Regions from separate parts of the Homo sapiens genome. Here all the other regions are linked to region 1. A link is a contact called in ENCODE Hi-C or POLR2A ChIA-PET data. All regions are on one chromosome and are shown on one strand. The core of a region is the stretch at or near the end of the contact, and the rest is flanking DNA. Distances in the headings are between cores, read along the strand shown. Region 1 holds the start of PHF12 (PHD finger protein 12). Region 2 overlaps SSH2 (slingshot protein phosphatase 2). Region 3 holds the start of TMEM97 (transmembrane protein 97).

Region 1 (3,919 bases), core at 594-3,093:
AGATCCCGGCCGGGCAGGAGCCCCGAGGGCAGCGGGCGCGCGGGCAGGCAAGCGGCACTGGGCCCGGAGCTCCTCCCCTTCCTCCCCCGCCACTGCCGGCTGTCCCCGGCCGGCTCTGTCCCGGCTCCCCAGCGACTTCCAATCCCATATGGGGTTCTCTTCACTCGTCCCAACCCCCACCTCGGGGTCCGGACCCACCGCTGCTCCTCCCCGCTAAACTGCCAGAACCCGGCGGACACCTGGGGGCGGGGAGGTGCTCGCCCCGGCAGCTGCAGAAAGTCAGCTAGCGGCTGCAAGCGCCCGTTATTTCGGCAGTCAGGGGCAGGCCGGGTGAAGGAATGCGCAGAGAAGGGTCCGCCAAGAAGCTCCAAAAGGGTCCCCAGACCTTACCAGCACTGGAGGTGGAAGGCAGCCGGGCAGTGGTCGCAGCACAGGAGATCTCCACCTTCCTTGCAGCTATCGCAGCTGTCGTGGTTGGTGGCCCTGCCGCTTCTCCGGGGCTCCTTCTCAGGCTTCCGACTGCGCTTTTCTGCCTCGTCCGTCTTGGGGGGAGCCAGCAGAGCTTGGATTTGCTGCACACACATACAAACGGCGTGTGTGCACACTCGGAGCTCCCGGGCGGTCCGTCGCCCCCCCGGCGCGGTTTCTCCGTCACCCACCCCTCTCCCCCCTTTTGTCCTTCTTCCTCCCATCCAGGCTGCTCCCAGAATCTCTCAGCCCCCGGAACCAGGGGGAGCCCACCCTAACCGCGTTCCTGCAGCACAACAACGAGAACAGCTTCTTCCAAATGGGGAGGATCAAGGGTAGGGGGATGGGAAGAGGGTGCGCGGTTCCCTTCTTGCCACTTCCTTGTATGGACAGTGGGGGACTCCAAAGACCCGCTCGGGAGAGGCCCAAAGCCCGGTACCCGGACGTGCTGGGGGAAGCACAAAGGGGCCAACAAGAAGGGGGTGGGGAGGCCTGCCGGTGCAACGAGATGGAGTGGGCTGGCGCCTCGGGAGAGCGAATCGAGGGCGGCGGGTAGGTGAAACTGCTGCAAACGTCCTCGGAGGCTGAGCTCAGCCCCCTAAATTGCAAAGAGGGGAGGGAGAGGCTAGGTGAGGAAGAATCCCCCTCCCTCGGCCATCTAGGCGCTTCGAGTTTAGGACTGGCTTTGTGGGGCGGAGGGCGGAGGTTCCCTCCCGGCGCTGGAGGAAGGAGATGAGGAGGGCCACTCTTACCTCCATCAGCCCCCCTGATGTGTCCAAGTCGTACACGATCGTCTTGGTCTCCATTTTCTCCCACATTCATCCACCTCCCGGGCTGGGTGCTCTCTGCTCCGGCCCCCCCAACCCCGGGGGGAGGGGGGAGGTGAGGGGAGGGGGCGCTCCTGACCCCGGCCCCGCTTTTTTCCCAATACGGGTCCCGACTTCCTCGCCCTGGCTCCCCCCCACCCCCCGGCCCCCAGTCCCCGGGACGACAGCGTCCTCCCGACGGGCCGCGAGGGGGGAGCGGCCCCTCAGTCCCGGCCCGGCTGCTGGCTGCACAGTGGGTCCCGGCTCCGGGGGTCAGGCCTCGGCGGGGCCTAGTCCCACAGGCTAAAGCCGGCACTGGCGACAGCCGGTCCGGCCGGGAAGGCTGGCGGGCGCTGCCATCCCGGGGCTGGGGGTATCGGAGGGGGGGTGAGAGGTTACGTGAGGTTGTGGTACGTGAGGTGACTGGGGGGAGGGTGATGGGGGGTGGTCCCCGGGCTCCGCCTCTCGCCGCCGCCGCCGTCTGCGTCCCGGCTGCCGCGCACTTGGCGCAAACTTACCGCGAGCGCCCGCAAAGCCACCCGCGCAGGCGCCCCGGGATCGGCGCTCGCCGCGCGCAACCGCAGTGACAGCCGGCGGCCTGGCTCCCGCGCAGCCGCGGTGAGGGAGTACCCCCCAGCGCGCAGCCGCGCTGGCATTCGTCTGGAGGACCGAAGCCCCACCTTTCTGCCCTGCGCCAGCGCACTGAGACAAAAGGGCGGGACCTGAGGTCTCGCGCAGGCGCTTGAGAAAGCTTGTAGGGGTCAAGGCGCAGCCGCAGGAAGCTAGGGACTGTTCATCCATTGGTGTTTGTGTGCAAACTAAGACGACTCTGTTCTGCGCAGGCGTGTTGGGGGTGCTCCCCCTTCCTCTCCATAACACAGACGCCTCCCGCGCAGGCGTATTGCCTTCCGCAGGCCCTCACAAGAAAGCTGCTCCTTTCGCCATTTTGGTAATGGGATATGGGCTATCATGCCCTTGGAGTCCTCAGGCATGAACAGAAAGGAGCAAGGTGTGGTGTTGGATGGAGCTGGTCGCCTGTCGGTGACAGCAGTATTCCTAGGGATGTTGTACTTGACCGTTTGGTTCTACCATCGGGTGTGGCTGGACCAGGCCACCATATTGGTAAAGAGAAAAGCCATTTGAGACAGAAAATGACGCTTTTGGAGGCGTGTGGGATGACTGTGGTTCCTAATTCTCTCCCGCTCCTGACAGATAATTTTATCAGTTAATTGTATCCTCAGCATCCCTGCCTTGCGTGGTGGTGGCACTGGAGAGTTCCGCCTGCCCGTTACCACCCTCTCTTCACCACTGTCCCTGAGATCTGCTCTTCAAGAGGAAGCCTAAAGTGGAGAGTTTGTAATCCTGACAACGCCCAGCTACCTGCGTACCCCGGACTCCAACTCCCAGTTTGCAACGCCAAAGGGTCTAAAGGGCGAACGGGGGCGCATTGCATCCTGGGAGCAAGAATCGCGATAGGTCTGATGGATTGTGGGAACTGTAGTTCCATGTGCGTGCGATGCACTCTATGGTAGGATAGACCCGGGGAAGAGTCATTTGCCGGCCAGGAAGGGATACTTTTGAGAGCGTCAGTGCTGCATGCCGGGATTTGTAGTCTGAGGGCCCGCCTCGCATTCTGGGCGGGGATTCATGCTCCTTTTCAGGGCGCCCGCTCCTCCCCTTGGTATTGCCGTCAGAGATGGGCGGTTGGTTATTGCTGCCTGATGGTGGATGAAGCAGTGGAAAAGAGAATTGTATCGTTGTGCTTGACACTAGGGGTTTAGTTGGAATTGTTGCTTCGTAGCTGTGCTCGGCCCACTTTTAATGTTAAGGGACACAGCATTCTCAGAGTCGTCAAACTAGCAAGGGTTTAGAGACCATCTGATTTAATCCCCTCTTTTCCAGATGCACAGGGAGGCGCAGTGATTTGCCTAGGTCACATAGTGCATTTATGGCAGACCTAAGAATTGGATTTCTTGATTCTCAAGCCAGACACTGTCCATTACACTATGTCGACTGTGTCTAAGGAATTACTATGCTTGCTTTGGGGACAGTAAGGAGGATGAGTTAGACAGAGTGGGGATGTCAGTGTATGGAGTCTTAGGTTTCTGTTTTCCTGACTTTTCGCTTTTCTGATGACCCTCTTGGTGCCTGGAAAGAATGATAAGGTCATGGATGGTGGGGTGGAGAATGTCATGTGAATTGGCTGCCCTCTGCTTTCTACCATTCTGAGCCAACAATAAACTTCAGGAGCTGTGGACCAGAGATGTGGCCATCAGAGAGGGGAGGGCTGAGCTAGATTGTTTGTATGAAAGAGGCAAGATTTTCTATCTCCTATGGCTATATTTTATGTCACAGGCTCTCAGAGTTTAGAACCTCATGTGCCCTCTCTCTTTGGCTTTTTTTCCTACTGCTCAGGGCCCAGCTGTGCTGCTGTGTTAACCTGGAGGCATTATGGAACAGGTAAGTAAGCCATTGGCATCCATCCACTGGACAAGGCTTTGCTTTGATCAACACCATCAATTGCAGCTGATAATAGGAACTATGGGCTAATGAGGGAAATAAGACTTGGCTCTGTTGACAAGAGCCAGGGAAACTTCACACCTCTTCCTCTTGGAACTTGCAGGATGAGGTTAGGCCAGTGGGGC
Region 2 (3,919 bases), core at 927-3,426, 770 kb after region 1:
GAAATCTAGGAGGGGCACTGCTGCCAGTGTTAGGTTCTGACACTTGCAAAAGCAGTTAACTTTTGTTAAAAAAAAAAAATTAACGATGATGGAGGAGGAGGAACAGGAGGAGGAAGAGAAAAAAATAGCAAAAGGCAAAGTCCAAATGACAATTTAAGGACCTGTCAAAGAAAAGGGAAAAGAGAAAGCAAGTAGAAGTCACTGTCCTTAATTACCTCACAATTTTTCACCCATCCAGTGTTCTCTGTTTCCTAGTCTTTTCCCCTTACAGAATCACTACAGAATTGTAACACCATTACAGATGAAAAATTCACTCTACTGGTTTCTTGCAAATTTAATTTATTAAGCTTTCTTGATGTCCAATCCAATGTTTAACAGTTCAAATTCACTAAATGCACATTTTAAAGTAAATTTATGAAGACGCAATGATCCACAGCTCTTGGGGAGCTGGGGACAAAGAGATCACACAGTAGTATTTTGCAGTACTCTAGAGTGGGATGTGAAATAACAATAATTCCAAACATTTTAGTTAGGGTTTAGAAAAAGAGGAAAATAACCTAATCAAAATGATCCAAGAGTAAATTTAACTTTCATATGTGTTTTAAATGTATCAGAGAAAAGAAGTTAAGATTCATTATATATTTGCTCCAGCATAGAACGGACATTGCAGTATAATCCTACACTTGTTCCCTGGATTGCTTTTAGGTTTTGGTCGAGCTAGGTCCTATAATCTACCCCAGTGGCAACTCAGGACCCAGGAAAACAAGGGAAAAAGGAAAAACTTTTAACCACCGGCTTTACTACTAAAGGCAAAATTTCTCTGCAATGATTGGAAGGAAAGCTAGAATTCTGAGGGTCTTTTGTTTTCTCACACAGTAAGACAGCTAGAAAAGCTGTATGTAAATCCTGCAGACTTCCTAAGTCATCAGGGGACCCTAGACACCACAGGTCCAACCCTTCAAATGTCTAAGTATTGGGGATTACGGTTTCTGAAAGGAAGGTGGCTGAAGATATTCAATAACAAACTTTCTACCAAAACAAGGAAACATGGTCCATTTTGTTCTTTTTGTCAAACAAGAAAGGGAAAATGATGAGGAGGCATGGATGTGTCCTTATTCACCATTAAGAAGACAAAGGGTGAGACATAACAGCTCTGAAAAGGGAGACGACCAGTTACAAGTGAAACACTATTACTAACAAGATTAGTCAGGTATTAGAAGAAATGAGGCTTGCAACTCAACAAAGGGCAGAAAAGTATAGACATGTCTTTTTTCTAAATGAGACTGTCCTTGGGTGGGCAGGGTAATGTTTCTTGAAAGTCAATGTAATTTGTAAGGCCGGATGCAGTGGCTCACGCCTGTAATCCCAGCACTTTGGGAGGCTGAGGAGGGTGGATCACGAGGTCAGGAGTTCAAGACCAGCCTAGTCAAGATGGTGAAACCCCATCTCTACTAAAAATACAAACATTAGCTGGGCATGGTGGCCGGCACCTGTAATCCCAGCTACTCGGGAGGCTGAGGCAGAGAACTGCTTGAACCCGGGAGGTGGAGGTTGTAGTGAGCCGAGATCGCGCCACTGCACTCCAGCCTGGGCAATAGAACGGGACATTATCTCAAAAAAAAAAAAAAAAAAGTCAGTGTAATTTACAACAGCAGTTTCTAAATATTAAAAAAATCCTTCACACATGTTATATGTCTTACTTTTAAAAAGTTGGATCTCAGCCATACTCTAGAGTACTTGGGTTTCAAAAGTCAGAAAGGAAAATAAAAATAAGGACTCATCGATGGAGTACTGATAAGCTGCAATGTCCTTTGAGTAACTCAAGACCAAAAACCAAAAGATAATGCCAGGAGAAAAACAGGGAAGTGGCTAAATGACAAAGTATCTGAACTTCTGCTTAAGACAAAGGACACAATTACGCAAAAAGCTATGCACGGGAAGATAACATGGCAGGAATGAAAACAGCTATCAATAAGGATAGTAATATTGTGGGTGATTTTTTTCTTTTTGAAAATTTTCTTAAATTATGTTATTATACTGTGTTTTCAGTTTTTAAAAAGGACCGAAAAGTGGGGAGGGGCAGTACAGGAAAACACACCGTGGGAACAGAGTCAAGCACACAGATGGTTTGCGTAAGCTAAATTTTCAGACATCTGCCTTTGTGCAAGACTGGAAAAAGTAGAGCTGCTGTCAACAAGTTCTCTGCAGTGAGAGAGGGGTGGAGCCTGAGAGAAAGTGAACCGTGAAGAAACCAACAATCCGAAGCCACAGGGCTGAAGAACAAATAATTTCTTAGATTAAGTTCCTCATTTATGAGCTACCCCTCTTCCCAAAATGCTTTGCCATCGGCAATGTCTACTACTCAAATAAGGAGACCTTAAGCTGCCCATATGTCTCCACTTAAGTGACTGAGGTTCTCTGTCAGTAGCACTACTTAGCTCTATGCAAGATATCCCATCTCTGTGGGCAAGATATCCCATCTCTGTGGGAGATGAGATATGGTACAATATACTGTATAAAAATCTGGGTGAGATGCAAATGGCCCCAAACCTCCCTTCATTTTCCAATTCCAAATAAAAAAAAGCTTATCATGTACAGAAAACTCATGTAAAAGCAAAGACAATACAGTTGTTCATCTGCTCTACTGCCTTGCTTTGATATATGTTTAACTTTATTTCTGTTTAGTTAAATGAATACTCCTAGGCCTATATTGTTTGCTCTTGCATGTAAGGCAATGAAGGGAAATTGCCATTCACACTGCTTTATATAGTGCCCAGTGTAACGCTATATACACAGTGCTTAATGAATGTGATCTGAAAATGGCAATAGGGAAGCTGAAGACTCAAGAACACTTTGGAAGATAAGAAAGTATGGAAGATATTACAAAACCTCTTCTCTGGTACATGTGAAGAACGGGAAGGTAACATGGCAGGAATGGAAATGGCCCTAAGTAAGGAACTTAACATTGTGGGTAATTTTTTCTCTTTTTGAAAATTTTCTTTAATGATATTATTCTGTGTTTTCAATTTTTATAAAGGACCAAAGTGATTCTGGGGTGGGGGGTAGGGCAGCTCTTCTGGCAGGTGAGAAAGCCCACATTTGTCATACAAACCACAGGAAAGGCCTTATTTGTTCTTGTTTGCAGCCTTTAATCAGGCCTCATGCTAGGGGGAACTTCTTCCACTTGAAAAATTTACTTGCAAAGTTCTATCTGGTGTTCTGTCTTGAACTTCCCTTTTCTGAGAAGTTGGGTGTATTGTATGGGATACTCCCATACATCTACCTTCTGGGCAAACTGACTACAAAAGATGTGGGAAATCTCTTGTTCAGGCACAGTAGCCTCTCTTAGGTCCTATATAAGCTCCTCTTCCTGAATTCTCAGTCAGTTAATTCCACATAGTTCACAGGACCCACATTTTCCTGTTGGTGACAGCAAAAGCTACAACAGACCAAATTATAATTTAATCAACTAGATACAGATTTTAACTCAAAGGTGTAATACATGCAAAACAGAGGAAGGTGCCTATTCTTTCTGTACTCATATAATCTAACTGAGGTTTTAAAATGTGGATGTCAGAACCTATTCTAGCCGGGCAGGGTGGCTCACACCTGTAATCCCAGCACTTCGGGAGGCCGAGGTGGGTGGATGGCCTGAGGTCGGGAGTTCAAGACCAGCCTGACCAACATGGTGAAACCCCATCTCTACTAAAAATACAAAATTAGCCGGGCGTGGTGGCACATGCCTGTAATCCCAGCTACCTGGGAGGCTGAGGCAGGGGAATCACTTGAACCCGGGAGGCGGAGGTTACAGTGAGCCAAGATTGTGCCATTGCACTCCAGCCTGGGCAACAAGAGCAAAACTCTGTCTCAAAAAAAAAAAAAAAAAACAAAACCCTATTCTAAGGACCCAGATTACCAA
Region 3 (3,919 bases), core at 1,016-3,515, 630 kb before region 1:
GCCAAACCCCTCCACTGTTACCTCCCCCAGTAACTGGCACTTGGCTGAGGACTCAGCTTCCCCACAGCCCTCTCCAGCGCAGGCTATTCACCTTCTCGCACCCTTCAAGGTCAGGATAAGCGGCCTCCTCCCTCCGCAAGGCCATGTCCACACAGTTTCCCCTCCACTCTCATCCCATGCTCACCTTCCTTCTGGTTACTCCCCCGTGTGCAGTGGCATTTTCGCCACCACCACCCTGGGTGGCCTTCCCTTGACCTCATCTCCAAAGACCTTCCCCTCCACTCCATTTCAGCCGCACACTCCCACGGGCAGAACCTCTTCCTGACCCCAGGAATTCAGGTATTGCACGCCCTCCTCATAAGCTCCCACCCTTCCGGCCCAGTGACTCCCATCACGCTGGCACGTGTTCCTCAGCAGGCCTCCACTGTCTCCCTGTCTTACAGCCCCCTTTGGCCTCACCTCTCCCTCTCCCCCTACCTAGCTTGAACTGCAACCTTCTGCACCTCAATCACTCTTCTTCAGCTCTTCAAAGCCACCTTTCGCTTTTCTGAACCCAAACTCTGTAGGGGTCCAACAGCCTTCTTCTGGGTAGACCCCGCACTAGAGAAATGCAAAGCACACAGCCTAAGAGATTGGGGCCTCCGGGTCAGCGGCCCCCCACCTCAGCTGGGCCTTCAACACTGCCATAATCCCTCTGTCCTAGCCCACAGCGCCCCAAGGGAAGGGGAAGCTGGGCGGAGCGCAGTGCACCCACCTAACCCACCCCAATCCTTCCATTCCCTCCGCCTCCTCCAGGGCTTTGAGCCGCATTTCCTGCTCTTCTCGAGTAGGGGTAACCTCTCCCACTGTCAAAACTAAACTAGCTCAAGTCTTTCTCACCTGCAAAATAAACTCTCGAGTGCATCTCTCTCCAGCTACTGCCCCATGTCTTCTCCCCTTCGTGACCAGCTGTCTACACTTCCTGCCTCCATTTCCCCACTTTCTTACTCCCTGGCTCCTGCCCCCACGACACAACTGTTCCCCACAGGGCCACAGGCGGGCATCACTCAGTGTTGACAGGCTGCCCCTCCCTGTGACATAGCCCCCTGCTAGTACGCTCCTATCTCAGTCCCCTCCTCCCATGACCTGAGGCTGGAGCTCCCCCAGGATCTCTCCCAGGCCCTCTGCTCGCCATCAAAGGCGGATGCCTCACAAGCTTACGACTCCAGACAGGCTCACCCAACTGCCTCCTCCACCCAACGCTGCAGCCCACTCAAGGTCCACGTAGTCCAAGCTGCATTCCTTCCTCGCACTCCCTTGCCCTGTGTCCCCTCTTAGCAAATGGCAGCCTCGGCGATCCTGCCCCGAGACAGGCCTGCGCCCAGCGTGGAGATGAACATCAGTATTTGCTGAACGTGTAAACGAATCCTTGACCTTCCCTCATGCTCCACAGCCGGTGAGGATTCCTGTCCATTTTACTGCCTCCTACGTCCCTCGAGTCCTCCCCTCTGCTTCTTTGTTCACCGCGGCCAGCTGCCTCCCCAGACCCGCAACCCCGGCTGGGCCGGGAACCTGCACCGCGGCGCTCGTGCCCCGCTCTGCGACCCCTGCTCCGTGACGGCCGCACTGCACCGGGGTACCGCGGCCCAGCACAGGCGCTGGTCACTAGTACACGAACTAGCTAGGACTACAGGTGCACACCACCACACCTGGCTAATTTTTTATTTTTTGTAGAGATAATGTCTTACTAAGTTACCCAGGCTGGTCTTCTGGGCTCAAGCCATCCTCCTGCCTCGGGCTCCCAAAGTGCAGACATTACAGGCATGACCCACCGTGCACAGCGTCAGCTTTATTTTTTTAATGCTGACTTACTGCAGAAGGCCCAAGGGCCAGTGCAGTTTTCATACTGCTGTTGTAGTGGCGAACGGAGCCACGAGGGAAGGGAGCGCCGCCGGCAGCTGCCGGGACACCAGGATACCACGCGGCCAGCACCGAAACGCTAGGCTCGCGCTCACAACCGCAATCTACACTGAGTAGCCGCGCGCCGAACGGCGTGACTAAGCCCCGCCCACACGGCGCTCCTGGCGGCCAATGGAAATGGCTTACGAGACGCCTTCTCCACGCGCTATACTTATACGGACCAATGGGTGCGCCCTGTGGGGAGTGCCGCCCCCTGTCCACGAGCCTCCTCTTCTCGCCAGCCAATGGAAGCGGTCTGCCTAGCCCTCGCGGGGGCAAGGCGGCGACCGAGGCGCGTGGGTCTGGGAAGGCGCGCGGATTTGGCCCCTCTTCTCACATCAGCGGGTCCAGGCCCAACCGACAGACTATGGGGGCTCCGGCAACCAGGCGCTGCGTGGAGTGGCTGCTGGGCCTCTACTTCCTCAGCCACATCCCCATCACCCTGTTCATGGACCTGCAGGCGGTGCTGCCGCGCGAGCTCTACCCAGTCGAGGTGAGGGGCGCCCCTCTTATCCCGGCCCGCTGAGGCTCTCCCGGCGCTGCGTCCACAGGGCCTTCACCTCCTCCGCGCTCGCGCACTCTGGGTTCCAGTTGCCTCTCTCGGGTCCTGCCCATGCCTCCCCCGCTCCTAACCCAACTTTAGTTCGGTGTTTTCCTCGGGCTTTGTCTCTATCCCAGCCCCTTCTCCCAAGCGGCGGGGGCGAACGCTTTGTTTCCTTTAAAGTCACTTCTTCCCTGGGTTTAAGGTTTCCCGCGATTCCACCTCTGGCCGGTTGTCAGTGTCTGAGGGAAGTAGTCTGGATGAAGTGGTGTCCAAAGTCACATGTTAGGTTTGCTTTAAGCTTCTGGTTTTTTGTTTGTTTGTTTGGAAGGGCTTTAAAATACCAGTCTGATCCCAAAGAAAAAATCCGAGTAGAAATAGACCTGTCTGAAGGTTTAGCACCTTGGTTGGTGCAGCTGGGGCGTTCACAGATCGTCACTGCTTCGAGATCAGGTTCCAGCAACTTCCAGAGCTCAGGAGTAAATTGCCATCTTTTCAGATTGGCTCTTCAATATTGGGTTCGAGTAACAATGATCTCCTGAGTAAAAATAAAGGTGAAAATCCCGATTTCCTGGTTGTTGGAGAGCATTCTTTCAACCCCAAACTCTGCTTTAATGCTTTGTTTTTTTCTTCAAAGCTATAGTTTTAGTTTCCCGGTTCGTTGAGGTTTTTTTCTCGTATCTGGACCCTGTGACCTTCTTCCATGGAATTCCTGTCCTCAGTTTTGTTTCTCCATCTTATCTATAACTGTAGGCAGGACTGACTTGTCTACCCGAAGATTTTATTTTGCGTCTGTTTTTCCTTAAATGCTTTTTATCTGCCGAGGAGGGGTTCTTTACCTGAGGGTCATGAACTCCCAAAAATGGGTGCAAGTGTGTGTGCCTTTTGTTTCCTGCAAGGAGAATATAGCTTCCATCGACTTTTCAAGGGGCCTAACTCTCCCAAAAAGGCCACGGCTCAAGAATGTTCTACCACTCCCATAAGTCACTCTTTTTTGTTTGCTTCTAGAACCAAACACAACTGGAAGACCTCTGACCTCCTTTTGCATGGGAAAAGCGTAGGTAGCGTGTAGCAAGTTGCAGTCTGGGGACTTGGTTCTTCCAAGAACTGGAGGTGACTTGGGCAGGTCAGGGCTCTATATCCTCCTCAACTGTTGAGAGAGTTGAGTTAAATTATAAGCTCAAACATATACAGGGTGGGTTAGTTTTCATATTGCTGTTGTAGTTACCACAAATGTAGTGATTTAACAGATTTATTTGTTTACAGTTCTGGAGGCCAGAAGTTCACAATGAAATCTTACAGTGCTCAAATCAAGGCAGGGCTCACTCCTTCTGAGGGCTCCAGGGGAGAATCTGGTTCTTGCCTCTTCCATTTTCTGGTGGCTGCCAATGTTCCTTGGCTTGTGTTCACGTCACTTCAATCTCTGCTTCGGGTCATCAC

Evidence for each region. A loop is a pair of places that touch in the nucleus more often than their neighbours do. ChIA-PET counts read pairs that join two places held with the same protein, here RNA polymerase II (POLR2A). Pooled maps may share reads with other maps.
Region 2: a pooled map shows a loop between it and region 1 (6-fold over the local background). The contact joins the enhancer-like site here to the promoter of PHF12 in region 1. A Hi-C loop is called at or near these places in 2 of 50 pooled maps. POLR2A ChIA-PET finds 5 or more read pairs at or near these places in 2 of 52 experiments (IMR-90 and K562).
Region 3: a map of CD8-positive, alpha-beta T cell shows a loop between it and region 1 (24-fold over the local background). The contact joins the promoter of TMEM97 here to the promoter of PHF12 in region 1. A Hi-C loop is called at or near these places in 4 of 168 maps with a recorded cell type or tissue (CD8-positive, alpha-beta T cell, ascending aorta and naive thymus-derived CD4-positive, alpha-beta T cell) and 14 of 50 pooled maps. POLR2A ChIA-PET finds 5 or more read pairs at or near these places in 2 of 52 experiments (CD4-positive, alpha-beta T cell and MCF 10A).

What each region holds. Positions count from the first base shown.
Region 1 is chr17:28,949,675-28,953,593 of GRCh38, forward strand. PHF12 (PHD finger protein 12) reads right to left here and starts at 1,844. Exons shown (of 15, transcript NM_001033561.2): 1 at 1,221-1,844; 2 at 391-572. The coding sequence starts at 1,286. LOC105371716 (a long non-coding RNA gene) reads left to right here and starts at 1,928. Exons shown (of 5, transcript XR_001752822.2): 1 at 1,928-3,734. RefSeq lists enhancers at 1-345, 2,086-2,135, 2,236-2,645, 2,347-2,968 and silencers at 1-135, 1,646-1,915.
Region 2 is chr17:29,720,660-29,724,578 of GRCh38, forward strand. The region is part of intron 3 of SSH2 (slingshot protein phosphatase 2); the gene reads right to left. Among named protein-coding and RNA genes, the nearest start is that of SSH2-AS1, 83 kb to the left of the region's middle. RefSeq lists a silencer at 3,018-3,117. Within about 2 kb of position 2,177, at least 21 of the 41 ENCODE cell types and tissues checked have a DNase peak (open chromatin) inside an H3K27ac peak, as active enhancers do.
Region 3 is chr17:28,316,935-28,320,853 of GRCh38, forward strand. It overlaps TMEM97 (transmembrane protein 97), which reads left to right and starts at 2,266. Exons shown (of 3, transcript NM_014573.3): 1 at 2,266-2,431. The coding sequence starts at 2,306. RefSeq lists enhancers at 545-1,370, 1,590-1,849, 2,330-2,389.